Regions from separate parts of the Homo sapiens genome. Here region 1 is linked to region 2. Evidence: read pairs that join two places in POLR2A ChIA-PET (ENCODE). Cell type or tissue: PC-9. All regions are shown on one strand. Each heading gives the region's core, and the rest is flanking DNA. Links, peaks and the distances in the headings are about the cores only.

Region 1 (6,335 bases), core at 879-5,878, 100 kb after region 2:
TGTACAGTTCTAACACCTTTTTGAGTTTGAGCTATAATATAGTTACAGATACTAACGTAAAATACATAATATTCTTCCAATCTTTTTTTGTTTGCTCAGACTCCTTCTGTCATTCTCAATCCTAAAGGCTGACATAAAACCTACACCATCCTCTGGCTAGAGTGGGACTCTGAAAAGCGAAAAGAGTAGCACATCCTCTTGGGTTAGAGATTGGTTTTCTTCCTGGAGCTATTGAGAAAAGTCTCCCTTTATCTGCTGAGGTTTCTAAACTGCTAGCGTGTAAGCTTGAAGTTGCTTCTTGCCTGCTTGCTAGGAATGCCTGCCTGAGAATGAAGTGGCTCAGAAGACAGGAGAGCAGATCAAAGGAAGGAGATCATTTCTTAATGACAGTATTTGAATTGTGAGTGAAAATAGGTCGATTCTTAAACTTTCAAATTTCACAAATGAAGAAACAAGACAAAGATTAACTTAGAGGAAAGCAAAAGATTATATCGGAAACAAAAAGAGAAATTATAAAATGCTACATGTCTCAGCTGTGAGCAGCTTTTATGTAGTCATAATAATGTAAATTGTGAATACTGGTTTAGCCAAAATTAAAACATAATTATACGAGGTGAATGGTAAGAAGAGAAGAATAGATACATAGGAAGAAAGTAATGAGTAAATAATGCTCATCCTAAAATAGGAAGTCAATAGATGATATGGTTTGGCTCTGTGTCCCCATCCAATCTCATTTCCAATTGTAATCCCCACGTGTTGAGGGAGGGAGGTGATTAGATCCTGGGGGCAGTTTCCCCCATGCTGTTCCAGTGATAGTGAGTGAATTCTCACAATATCTATGGTTTTTAAGTGTTTGGAAGTTCCTCCTCACTCTTCTCTTTCCTGCCAACTTGTGAAGAAGATGCCTGCTTTCCCTTCCACCATGATTGTGTTTCCTGAGGTCTCTCCAGCCATGTGGAACTGTGAGTCAATTGAAACTTTTCCTTTGTAAATCACCCAGTCTCAGGGGAGTTCTTTATAGCAATGTGAAAACGGACTAACACAATAGATGACATCTAAAGCTGAAAACTCACAAAGCAGCTATATAAGCATATTATTTAGAAGTTAAGACATGGCAGGTCATGGTGGCTCATGCCTGTAATCCGAACACTTTAGGGGGCTAAGGCAGGAGGATCACTTGAGCCCAAGAGGTCAAAAGTAGCCTGGGCAGCATAGTGAAATCTGTCTCTACAAAAAAAAAATTTTTTTTTAATTAGCCAGGTGTGGTGGTGCATGCCTGTAGTCCCAGCTACTTGGGAGGCTGAAGCAGAAGGATTTCTTGAGCCTGGGAGGTCAAGGCTGCAGTGAACCATGATTGCACCACTGCACTCCAGCCTGGGCAACAAAGTGAGACCCTGTCTCAAACAAGAAAAGAAAATATGACCAAAAAACTCTCTCCCAACCTCAAAAAAAAAAAAAATCCCACTGAGGCCAGACATGGTGACTTGTGCCTATAATCCCAGCACTTTGGGAGGACAGGGTGGGAGGATCATTTCAGCCCATAAGTTCAAGACCAGCCTGGACAACATAGTGAGACCCTGTCTCTATAAAAGCAATTTTTAAAATTCCACTGAAACAATTAGAATTACTGCTTGGGGCCCTTGGTAGTCCCCTTTTAATGTAGAAATTCATATCCTTCAGTTCCGACAAATGTTCTTGATTTACTTATTTGATTATTTTCTTCTATCCATTTTCTCTTATCTCCTTTTATGAATTTTTTTCTTCTTCTTAAAAAAAATCCTCAGATTCCTTTTACCATCTGAAATACCTGTTATGCAGATATTGAACTTCTTGCACTGGTCCTTTAGTCCTCTAAATCTTTTCTCTATGTAATTATCCTTCTCATTGTCTTTTCACTCTACCTTGTGAGAGATGTCCTCAATTTATATAATTATCTTTCTCTCTCTCTCTTTTTTTTTTTTTTTGAGACAAAGTTTCACTCTGTTACCCAAGCTGGAGTGTAGTGGCACAAGCATAGCTTAGTAATCTTGACCTCCCAGGCTCAGGTGATCCTCTCACCTTAGCCTCCCGAGTAGCTGGGATTGCACACACATGTGCTACCATGCCCAGCTGATTTTTGTATTTTTTTTTTTTTGTAGAGATGGGGTTTTACCATGTTGGCCAGGCTGGTCTCGAACTCCTGGCCTCAAGTGATCCACCCTCCTCGGCCTCCCGAAGTGCTGGAATTACAAGCGTGAGCCACTACGCCCGACCTTCAACTCTTCTATTGGGTATTTTTTTAATATATATTCTCGTGATTTGAATATTAAGGATGTCTTTCTTACTCTTTTTAGAGACAGATAAATAGATGATAGAGAGAGAGATAGATGATGATAGATAGATAGATAGATAGATGATAGATCATCAAACTGTTCACTTTTATGGATACAGCATTCTCTCTTCTCCATCAGAGATATGAAAGTATTTCCCTTTTCTCCTCCTGCCTGTATCCATGCCTTCAATGTTGTTTTAATCTACTTGTTGCCCTCTCTGTCTTTCACATAAGTGGATCCTCTCAGATGTTGAATGACCTTGGATTCCCTAAGAGCAGGTGACTAGAAAGCGAATAGAGAGCTCTGAGCATCTTCTGGATGCACTACATTTAGATGGTCCTTTGCTCTTGGTGGGTGATATGCGTGGCCCATTTCTTTGAAGGAACTCTGATATCAGGATCTTTAGGTCTTCTTGGCTCATCAGGTTCCCCAGAGATGACTTTTCCACTCTTCAGCCTAGAGAGAGTAGAAGCTGGAAGCAAACATTCTGGGAACTAAGGATAGGAAGACAAGCTGACTGCTCTTAGAATATATGTTAAAAATCACTTAATTCCACTGTTCTTTGCAGAGTAGCCCCTAGCTTCGATGTTGCCTAGTGTCTTCCATTTCCAATACCCTCTTTTGAATAAACCTGCAATATTTTGTCCTTGTTGGGCCTACACTTGATCTACTATACAGAGTAGAGGAGGAGCTCTGGGGTGAGAGGTGTCCAACTGCATCTTATAAACACTTTCAGCACAATCTCCTATTTATAGGCTCACGCCTGTAATCCCAGCACTTTGGGAGGCCAAGGTGGGTGGATCACCTGAGGACAGGAGTTCAAGACCAGCCTGGCCAATACGGCGAAACACTGTCTCTACTAAAAATACAAAAATCAGCTGGGCGTGTGGCAGGTGCCTGTAATCCTAGCTACTCAGGAGGCTGAAGCAGGAGAATTGCTTGAACTCAGGAGGCGGAGGTTGCAGTGAGCCAAGATGGTGTCACTGCACTCCAGCCTGGGCGACAAGAGCAAAACTCTGTCTCAGAAAAAAAAAAAAAAAAAAAAAAAAAAAAAAAAGAGTTATCTCTGCTAGGTTATAAGTATCTGGACATCAAAAATAGGTTAATATTTATATTCATGTATTTCTTTCCGTGTCTAATACAGTGAATTGTACCTTGACCTTGCACAATAAATGATTGTGCAATTGATATTTCAGCATAATTACCATAAGGCAAGACTAGATAAAAAAAATCTAGTAGGTTGATAAGCTTTTAACTAATTTTTACCAAAAATTTGGCACAATAACAATAATTATTATTTTTTCCTTCTAATGAATACCACAAATAAGTGTTTTGCGCTGTGTAGGAAAAAAGAAAGATGATCGGGCAGAATGCCTAACAAGGTTGAATAATTAGTCAAATTTTATTTTTGAGCATTTTTCCTAAAATTCAATTGCATGGTTTAAATGCTTGCTCTTTGCTGCTTTGGAAATCTGTTGATAAATGACATTGCAGTCCTTGATATGCACTTGCACAGGCATTCATGTGTTTCTTGCCAGTGCCAGGAGGCAGAACCAATATTATTTTTCCTTTCTGAGGGTGAAGGAGTTCACAAAGATCACCTGACTAGTCAAGGCCTTTTCTACACTGAGATCTTTCTAACAGGTCATTGAATCATCACCAACTGAAGAAAATAAGGACTGTTTGCACTATATATTTTCACTATCATTCATTTGCTTCTTGGTACCCTCCAAAAGAGATGAGCGATTTTTTTTCTCTTTCTTTAGGGGGGCAGGGTGGGGGTGGGGTCTCACTCTGTTGCCCAGGCTGAAGCGTAGTGGCACAATCGTGGCCCACTGCAGCCTTAACCTCTCGGGCTCAAGCAATCCTCCCACCTCGGCTTCCCATGTAGCTGGGACTACAGGTGCATGCCACCAAGCCCAGCTAGTTTTTTAATTCTTTTGTGGAGACAGGGTCTTGCTATATTGTCCAGGCTGGTCTTGAACTCCTGGGTTCAATTGATCCTCCGACTTCAGCCTTCCAAAGTGTTGGGATTATAGGTGTCAGCCACGGTGCCTGATGAGTTGAGTGATTCTGACAAAATTTGGTTCTTTAAATAAAGGTATCAAGAAGCATCTAAAGCTTGTATTGGCCACCCTGAAATGAAACAGTCAGGAAGAACTAGATTATAAATTCTTTGAAGGCAAAAAACTCTTAATTTTCTCTCTCATATCTCATCACCCTATACCACTGGTGGACATAAAATAGATGTTCAGGCCAGGCGTGGTGGCTCACGCCTGTAATCCCAGCACTTTGGGAGGCCGAGGCAGGAGAATCACGAGGTCAGGGGTTCAAGACCAGCCTGGAAAGCATAGTGAAGCCCCATTTCTACTAAAATCACAAAAAATTAGCCAGGCCTGGTGGCAGGTGCTTGTAATCCCAGCTACTTGGGAGTCTGAGGCAGGAGAATCGCTTGAACCCAGGAGGCAAAGGTTGCAGTGAGCTGAGATCACACCACTGCACTCCAGCCCGGGCTCCACCCCCTCAGCCTCCCAAAGTGCTGAGATTACAGGTGTGAGCCACTGCGCCTGGCCTAACTCTAGTGCAAGACTCCATCTCAAAAAAAAAAAAAAAAACATGTTCAATACCATTGTTGTTTGAACAGGTAACAGAAGTTTCCAAATGGGATTATTCTCTCCAATTTGAAATGATTTTATTGAAATTTGCTATCTGGTTAATGCTAACTACTGTTATTCCACTGAGTATAATCTTTAGTTCACATTTCTGCTGGCTAATAGGCTTCCCAAAGCCATTTACTAACATGAACATGATACTGCAACCAGCCGTAAAATCTGGAAGAGTAACTAAGAAACCTTCCTTCCCTTATTAGTTTATTGATTGGTTTATTTATTCTGATGTTCCAGAATTATATGAATCTAGACTATGCTTCTTTTGAAAGCCTGGATTTTATGTGGAAAAGGTGATCTTTTCCAGTAACATTTTATTCCACTTTCAACTTATACCATATAAAATGTGCATTTGGAATCTCTCCAACAGCAAATACAGATGTAGTTTAATCCACCCTGACTAAAGAACAGTCCAGAAACAAAAATATTCTGGGGCTCACTGATCTGTAAACACAAAATTAATGAATCATGTTCTGGTACTCATTCTGCTACTCATGTGATTTAGCCTATTACACATTTAAATATTCATACCTTTGTCTGTAAAATAGAAATAGAATTGCTTATTACCTTCTGAATAGTTTTAAGGAAAAACCAATAATATAGATTTTAATACTAAAATATATGTGTGTATAGATGTCATGACATCTATTTATTAAATATTAAATAATATATGGCACATGACTGGGCACCATGAAGGTTAAAATCACAGCTTTAGAAAGAAAAAACTCACCTTTAATTTCCAAAATTTGGTTAAAAGCTTTCTTTACAAAGTTATGTAGTTATGTAGTCTTAAGTATTTAATAAAATATATTTATATCAAGTAAACGATAAGAGTCTTGCTAGCCATCTTAGTTTGGTAAACAATGCTCCCAGAATTATTGAAAAATCGAATTGTCATTAACCTTTGCAAATACACACAGTTGTAGTCTTTAAGAGTGACAAATTACGATTATGGCCTAATTACTGAGGCTTACTCTGGACAAATGCAAAATATTTACCATGTAATATAAGAATCCATACAACCCAATTGCTTCAGTACAGATAAATTCTATGGCCACCTCATGCCTAAACTTTTTTTTTTTTTATTTTAGAGGAAATAATATAATTGTCATTTTATGTGCTCAACATCATAGAAGTAAAAATTAGTCTCCAAACAAGCTTTGTTCAAATGTGTTTGCAAATGTTCTTTCTGTGTGCATTTCTAAACACCCCCCACCAAAGAAACCCCCCACCAAAGAAATATTTAAACAGATTTTGCCATTGCAGAGTAAGCAGTAAGGAAATCTACACAATTATAGATGTTTCGATGGCCAGGCATGGTGGCACATGCCTGTAATCCCAGCACTTTTGGAGGCCA
Region 2 (6,335 bases), core at 957-5,956:
CAAAGCATAAACGTTTGGAAAATTTGCAGCCTGACGATGCAGTAGAAAAGAAAAACCCATTTTCTGGGGAGAAATTTGAGCTGGCTGCAGAAATTTGCATAAGTAATGAGGAGCCAAATGTTAATCGCCAAGACAATGGGGAAAATATCTCCAGGCCATGCTAGAGACCTTCACCGCAGCCCCTCCCATCACAGGCCCGGAGGCCTATGAGAGAAAGATGGTATCCTAGACCTGGTCCAGGGCCCCGCTGCTGTGTGCCATGTGTGCAGTCATGACTCTAAGGGGCTAAGGTACAGCTCAGGCCATTGCACCAGAGGGTGCAAGCCCCCACCCAGCCTTGGCAGCTTCCACATGGTGCTGGTCCTGTGGGTACACAGAAGACAAGAATTGAGTTTGGGGACCTCTGCCTATATTTCAGAGGGTATATGGAAATGCCTGGACACCCGGGCAGAAGTTTTCTGCAGGGGTGGAGCCCTCATAAAGAACCTCTGGTAGGGCAATGCAGAAGGGAAATTGGGGTTGGAGCCCCCACACAGAGTCCCCACTGGGGCACTGCCTCAGTGAGAAGAGGCCCACCATCTTCTAGACCCCAGAATGGTTTATCCACAAACAGCATGCACTGTGTGCCTGGAAAAGCCACAGACACTCAAAGCCAGCTTGTGAAAGCAGCTGGGAGGGGGTCTGTAATGTGCAAAGCCACAGGGGTGGAGCTGTCCAAGGCCGCGGGAACCCACCTCTTGCATCAGCGTGAACCTGGATGTAAGATATAGAGTCAAAGATCATTTTTTGACTTTAAGGATTAATGACTGCCCTATTGGATTTTGGACTTGCATGGAGTCTGTTGCCCCTCTGTTTTGACCAATTACTCACATTTGGAATGGGTGTATTTACCCAATGTCTGTATCCCCATCATATCTAGGAAGCAACTAACTTGCTTTTGATTTTACAGGCTCAGAGGTGGAAGGGACTTGCCTTGTCCCAGATGAGACTTTGGAGTTGGACTTTTGGGTTAATGCTGGAATGAGTTAAGACTTTGGGAGACTGTTGGAAGGACATGATTGTGTTTTGAAATGTGAGGACATGAGATTTGGGAGTGCCCAGGGGCGGAATGATATGGTTTGGCTCTGTGTTCTCCACAACTCACCTTGAATTATAATAATCCCCATGTGTCAAGGGCAGGACCAGGTGGAAATAATTGGATCATGGAGGCAGTTTTCTCTGTGCTGTTCTCATGATAATTAGTGAGTCTCATGAGATCTGATGGTTTTATAAGCGTCTGGCATTTCCCCTCCTTGCACTCATTGTTTCTCCTGCCACCCTGTGAAGAGGTGCCTTCCACCATGATGTTAAGTTTCTTGAGGCCTCCCCAGCCATGTGGAACTGTGAGTCAATTAAACCTCTTTTCTTTATAAATTACCCAGTCTTGGCTGGGCACGGTGGCTCACACCTGTAATCCCAGCACTTTGTGAGGCTGAGGTGGGTGGCTCACTTGAGGTCAGGAGTTCGAGACCAGCCTGGCCAACATGATGAAACCCCCGTCTCTACTAAAAATATAAAAATTAGCCAGGTGTGGTGGCACACGCCCATAGTCCCAGCTACTCGGGAGACTGAGGCAGGAGAATCACTTGAGTCTGAGAGGCAGAAGTGCAGTGAGCCAAGATCATGCCACTGCACTCCAGCCTCGGTGACAGAATAAAACTCCAGCTCAAAAAAAAAAAAAAAAAAGAGAAAGAAAAAAAGAAAGAAAGAAAAACAAATTACCCAGTCTTGGGTATTTCTTCATAGCAGCATGAGAATGGACCAATACAACCATGTTTATTCTTCAGCTACGGTAGCAGGACTGACTTTGACATGCTGATGTTCTTTTTCTTTTTCTTTTCTTTTCTTTTTTTTTTTTTTTTGCAGGGACTTTATGTTTTCATGGTTTATTTCATTTTACACAACCAAATGTGTTGCCCTATGAAGGCCAGTTACACTGTGGAAATGAATGGGCATCCTGGACCCAGCACAGCCTTTTTCACGCCCGGGAGTGGAATGCCTCCTGCTGGAGGGGAAATCAGCAAGTCCACCCAGAATCTCATCGGTGCTATGGAGGAGGTGTCTGCCCTTGCCCTTTCATTCTCTGTCTCTCTGTCTCTGTCTCTCTCTCTCTCTCTGTCTGTCTCTCTCTCTGTGTCTGTCTGTCTCATTGACAGGCTCTCCACCTCATAAAGAGTACAAGATGAATCACACTAGGTGACTTTTAAATCAAGATGAATCACACCAGGTGACAACTTCTGACCTATGGTACTTGGTTTCCTTACTATAGCGTCACACCCATTATCTAATTCTTTTTCTTCCTCACCCTGTGAGCTAGACTGACCAGCAGTTTGTGTTGGGAAATCAGATGGAGTATAATTTGACATTTCTTTCTTCAGAATCTTTCTAATTTGACATGTCAGTGACTGGGTCTGCCAAGGAAATGGTTCTTAAGATGCTATTTTTCCTAAAAATACTTTCATAGCTCTCTTCCTCCACCCATTCCAACTCACTACTTCAATCCCAGCAAACAGAGAAAAGAAATTAAGCCAAACCTCTTTTCAATTTACATACCAGAAAATATTTTAGAAAACAAGCTCAGAAGAGTGCTTCTGCAGCACTATTGGAAAATCTAGCCAGGATTTCCTCTGTACAAATCTACCTCCCATTGCTCTCTGCATTCTGTCCACATCATTTTTATTTCCTGTGTGTGAATCCCATTGCCACCAGCTTGTCAGTAATGCTGCCCCTAGCAGTGGGGCCACTGCTCACATTTTAAAACATCCCTGAATTCCTTTGGCCAGGAGGAGATAGTAACAAAGGCCTCTAAAAATTTCTGCAGTGTCCAAGATGTGCTTGGTTACCATTTTTTTATAAGCTCATATTGCCCTCTTTATATTAAGGAGCCAAGGAAAACAGTATTTGTGTTTACTTCCTGAAAAATGGCAGGAAATCAAGGTACATCTGTCTGAAAAGGAAACAGTTTATATTAATAGATGGATGGAGAGATTGGTAGATAGATAAATCAATAGACTGATAACTTACCTGTCCAGAGATAACTTTTGTCCTTCATAGCAATATGGAAAGGTATTTTATTTATGTTAGGTTAAAATTAAGGTAAATATTCACAATTCAAGTACTATATATATTTTTAGTTTGAATGAGAAATTTTTATATACAGAATTATTAACTAGTAACAGAAACAGAGTAGAAAGGTGGTTGTCAGGTGCTGGGGGTGAAAGAAATGAAGGATTTTGATCAAAGGGTACAAAATTTGAGTTATAAAATGAATAAGTTCAAGTACAGTCTTTAAAAATCAACCTATATCTTTAGTATCCTTAATTTTTTGGAAATCTAGTACGATTTCTCTATCCCCAAAGTTCTTAAAATAGACTTATTTCATCACAGCAGGCCCAATGGAAACAGGGACTTTTTTAGGATCAAGAATTCAGAAATGAATCTTAAAATTTTTTTTGAATGGTTGCTCAGTCCAGCATTTGTTTACATCTGAACTGTTCAATACAATAACCATTAGCTGCATGTGGCTATTTAAATTTAAACTAAAGTTAGGCAACATTAAAGAGTCAGTTTATCATTCACCCTCACCACATTTTAAGTGCTCAACAGCCACATGTGTTTGGTAGCTGCCATATTGGAGAACACAGATATAACACATTTGTATCAGTGCAGAAAGTTTTATTGGACACTGCTGGTCTAGATGTTCAACTTCCTAGTGAAATTTTTTAAGGTTCATCTTTTCCTCTCAAGTTCATTTCTAAAGTTCTCAGATCGCCATTTTCAGAAACGAAGTGTCTTTGCTGTTTCTCAGAACACCCTGTGTTGATAGGCAGTAGCTGTAACCTGTCTCTCAGAACACCCTATGTTGGTAGGCAGTAGCTGTAACAGTCCAATTCTTGGTCCAGAGCCACCACTTGGGTGCTCACTTGGGTGTTGTGCAACAGGAGAGCCTGAAGTATGCTCTGCATTCCTCAGAGGCATAGAATTGGCCTTGATTCAGCTGTCAGTGAAGTGCCGTCAGAGACATTCTAAAAAACCATGCAGAGAAGGGAAAGTACAGGAAGGAAGGATTAAGGGGTTGTTTACCAGTAACCTAGAGGGATGTAAATACATTTAATCATTCCAGGATAGAGCTATCTTTTTAATCATTCAATCAAAAACAAGGAGGAATGCTATGAAAGTATTTTTCTCAATTTAGTATATCCTTATAGATACCTACTATATTTAAAATCCTATGTGGCATTTTAGATAAAGGATTAGGAGGATTCTTCTCCATTTCTTATATTTTTTAACAGAATTTTCTTTGCATACATCTTACCAAAAAAAAGTATTTATTGGGTTAAAAATTAGTTTTCGTTCCCCACACATGACAACATAGAAATCTACAAGTAATTCAAATAGAGACATGGTTTAGAATCACAGATTAAATTGTCTCAGGGAGAGACATAATTTTCTAAAGAATGAAGATAAAATTAAAGTTGTTTTATTTTGTTTTGTTTTGTTTTTGTTTTTGTTTTTTTAGTAGAGACAGGATGTCTCTCTGTCACCCAGGCTGGAGCACAGTGGCATGATCATAGCCCACTGCAGCCTCAAACTTCTGAGCTCAAGTGAGTCTCCCACCTCAGCCTCCTGAGTAGCTGGGAATACAGGTGCACACCACCATACCCAGCTAATTTTTTACATTGTAAAAATTTTCGTAGAGATGGGGGTCTTACAGTCTTGTCCAGGTGGGTCTCTAACTCCTGGGCTCAAGCAATCCTCCCACCGAAATTTAAGGCCAGGCATGGTGGTTCACACCCATAATCACGGCACTTTGAGAGGCTGAGGCAGGATCTCTTGAGCCCAGGTGTTTGAGACCAGCCTGAGCAATGTAGTGAGACTCCATCTCTAGAAAAAATAAATTTATAAATAAGTAAAGGTCTAGTTTCAAAACAATGCCACTGCCGTTTAGCAAGGTCTTTGTACGGAGAGGCAGAGATCAATTGTCCATTTGGGTTTCATAGTGAATGTGTATGCATTCATATTATGGTTTCTTTTTCCCCCCATCCCAATCTAAAAAGGTGCCACCTGACTGGGAGAGAGCATCCTTCCAACAGGGCAGTCAGGCCAGCCCTGATTTAAAGCCAAGTCCACAAAATGGAGCCACGTTCCCGTCCTCTGGAGGATATGGCCAGGGGTCACTGATAGCCGATGAGGAGTCCCAGGAGTTTGATGATTTAATATTTGCATTAAAAACTGGTATGTATGAACCCATGAACGACATTAGAAGTAGGCACTCTTGCTATGTTACAATTTATATTTTCTTTCCATGAAGTTGCAAAGTACTATCAGTCACCCTTAGCACATCCTGATTCTCATGACCCATTCCTAATCCCAGGAAAACTCTAGGATATTTTGTTCTTGGCACCAAATGTAAGACAACCTAAAAATAATTTATAACTTGTTTTCAAAAAAGACATACTCTAACTAAATGTAAATATCCCTGTCCTGGAATCTTGCTAGAACACCAAGATACTATTAAGTTTGCTATAGACAGTCGATAGGGATCTCACTGAGGGAGTTTTGCCTCTGGCCTGCCAAAGAGACCTTCTTATGCAGTGCCTTTGAAGCAGAAACTTTCCAAGGCAACATAATGAGCATGGTATAGTTCTATAATTTCCAAGTGCTATCACATACAATAATTCTTTGACCCTCCTATTTACTCAGTCCCACTCAACTTTGACCCCAGTGGATAGTTCTTACAGAATGAGAGGAAAACAGTCCAAGAGGTCCCAACTCATCAGCATATGATACTAGAAACATGCTAAGGCAATAAAAGACCATGAAACCGCCTGATTAAGGGTCACACGCTCCTGGGTGAAACAGTTAGTGGATATCATTCTTTCCAGTGTGTCTAAATGATATCTGCATTCATAATATAAACATAGTGGATATTTTATTGGTCAGAAATTCTATTTTGAACATTAAAAGAAAACCGTAAACTAATTTGAGTTTTCAAATCAAATATGCAGTTTAAAAATTTTTTCCTCAGAAAAATGTTGAACTGACACTTATAAAAATTCCAGTGAATTTTAATTTCTAGATAACCACATAAGCAAGAAAATGTGTCCATGCCCAGTTGAAGTTATTGAAATATTTATTCAGAAGTGCATTTTACTTTCTTATAGTTTTATTGTTTGGCTATGAAGTATATTGCTTTGCTAAAACATTTTTCTTTATTATTTTGAAGTTAAAATTTTATTATATCTTGAAAAATACTCCAAAATTCCTAAGAATAACAGCATATTTTCATGTATCAT

What was found. Peaks named below come from ENCODE experiments on the same cell type or tissue, not always from the same donor. Only the 100,000 strongest peaks of a DNase experiment are listed, where the experiment ranks them.
Region 1: POLR2A ChIA-PET joins it to region 2 with 14 read pairs; 2 of 35 experiments call an interaction of 5 or more read pairs at or near these places.

What each region holds. Positions count from the first base shown.
Region 1 is chr5:91,252,102-91,258,436 of GRCh38, forward strand. All of the region lies in intron 1 of LOC107986432 (a long non-coding RNA gene), which reads right to left. Among named protein-coding and RNA genes, the nearest start is that of LUCAT1, 59 kb to the right of the region's middle. In PC-9, for the core only: no CTCF peak of the experiment used is centred there; no DNase peak of the experiment used is centred there.
Region 2 is chr5:91,148,125-91,154,459 of GRCh38, forward strand. ADGRV1 (adhesion G protein-coupled receptor V1) reads left to right here. Exons shown (of 90, transcript NM_032119.4): 88 at 1,906-2,097; 89 at 5,097-5,274. It overlaps LOC107986432 (a long non-coding RNA gene), which reads right to left. Exons shown (of 7, transcript XR_001742795.2): 7 at 3,698-4,064. Among named protein-coding and RNA genes, the nearest start is that of LUCAT1, 160 kb to the right of the region's middle. In PC-9, for the core only: no CTCF peak of the experiment used is centred there; a DNase peak (open chromatin) is centred at 4,017.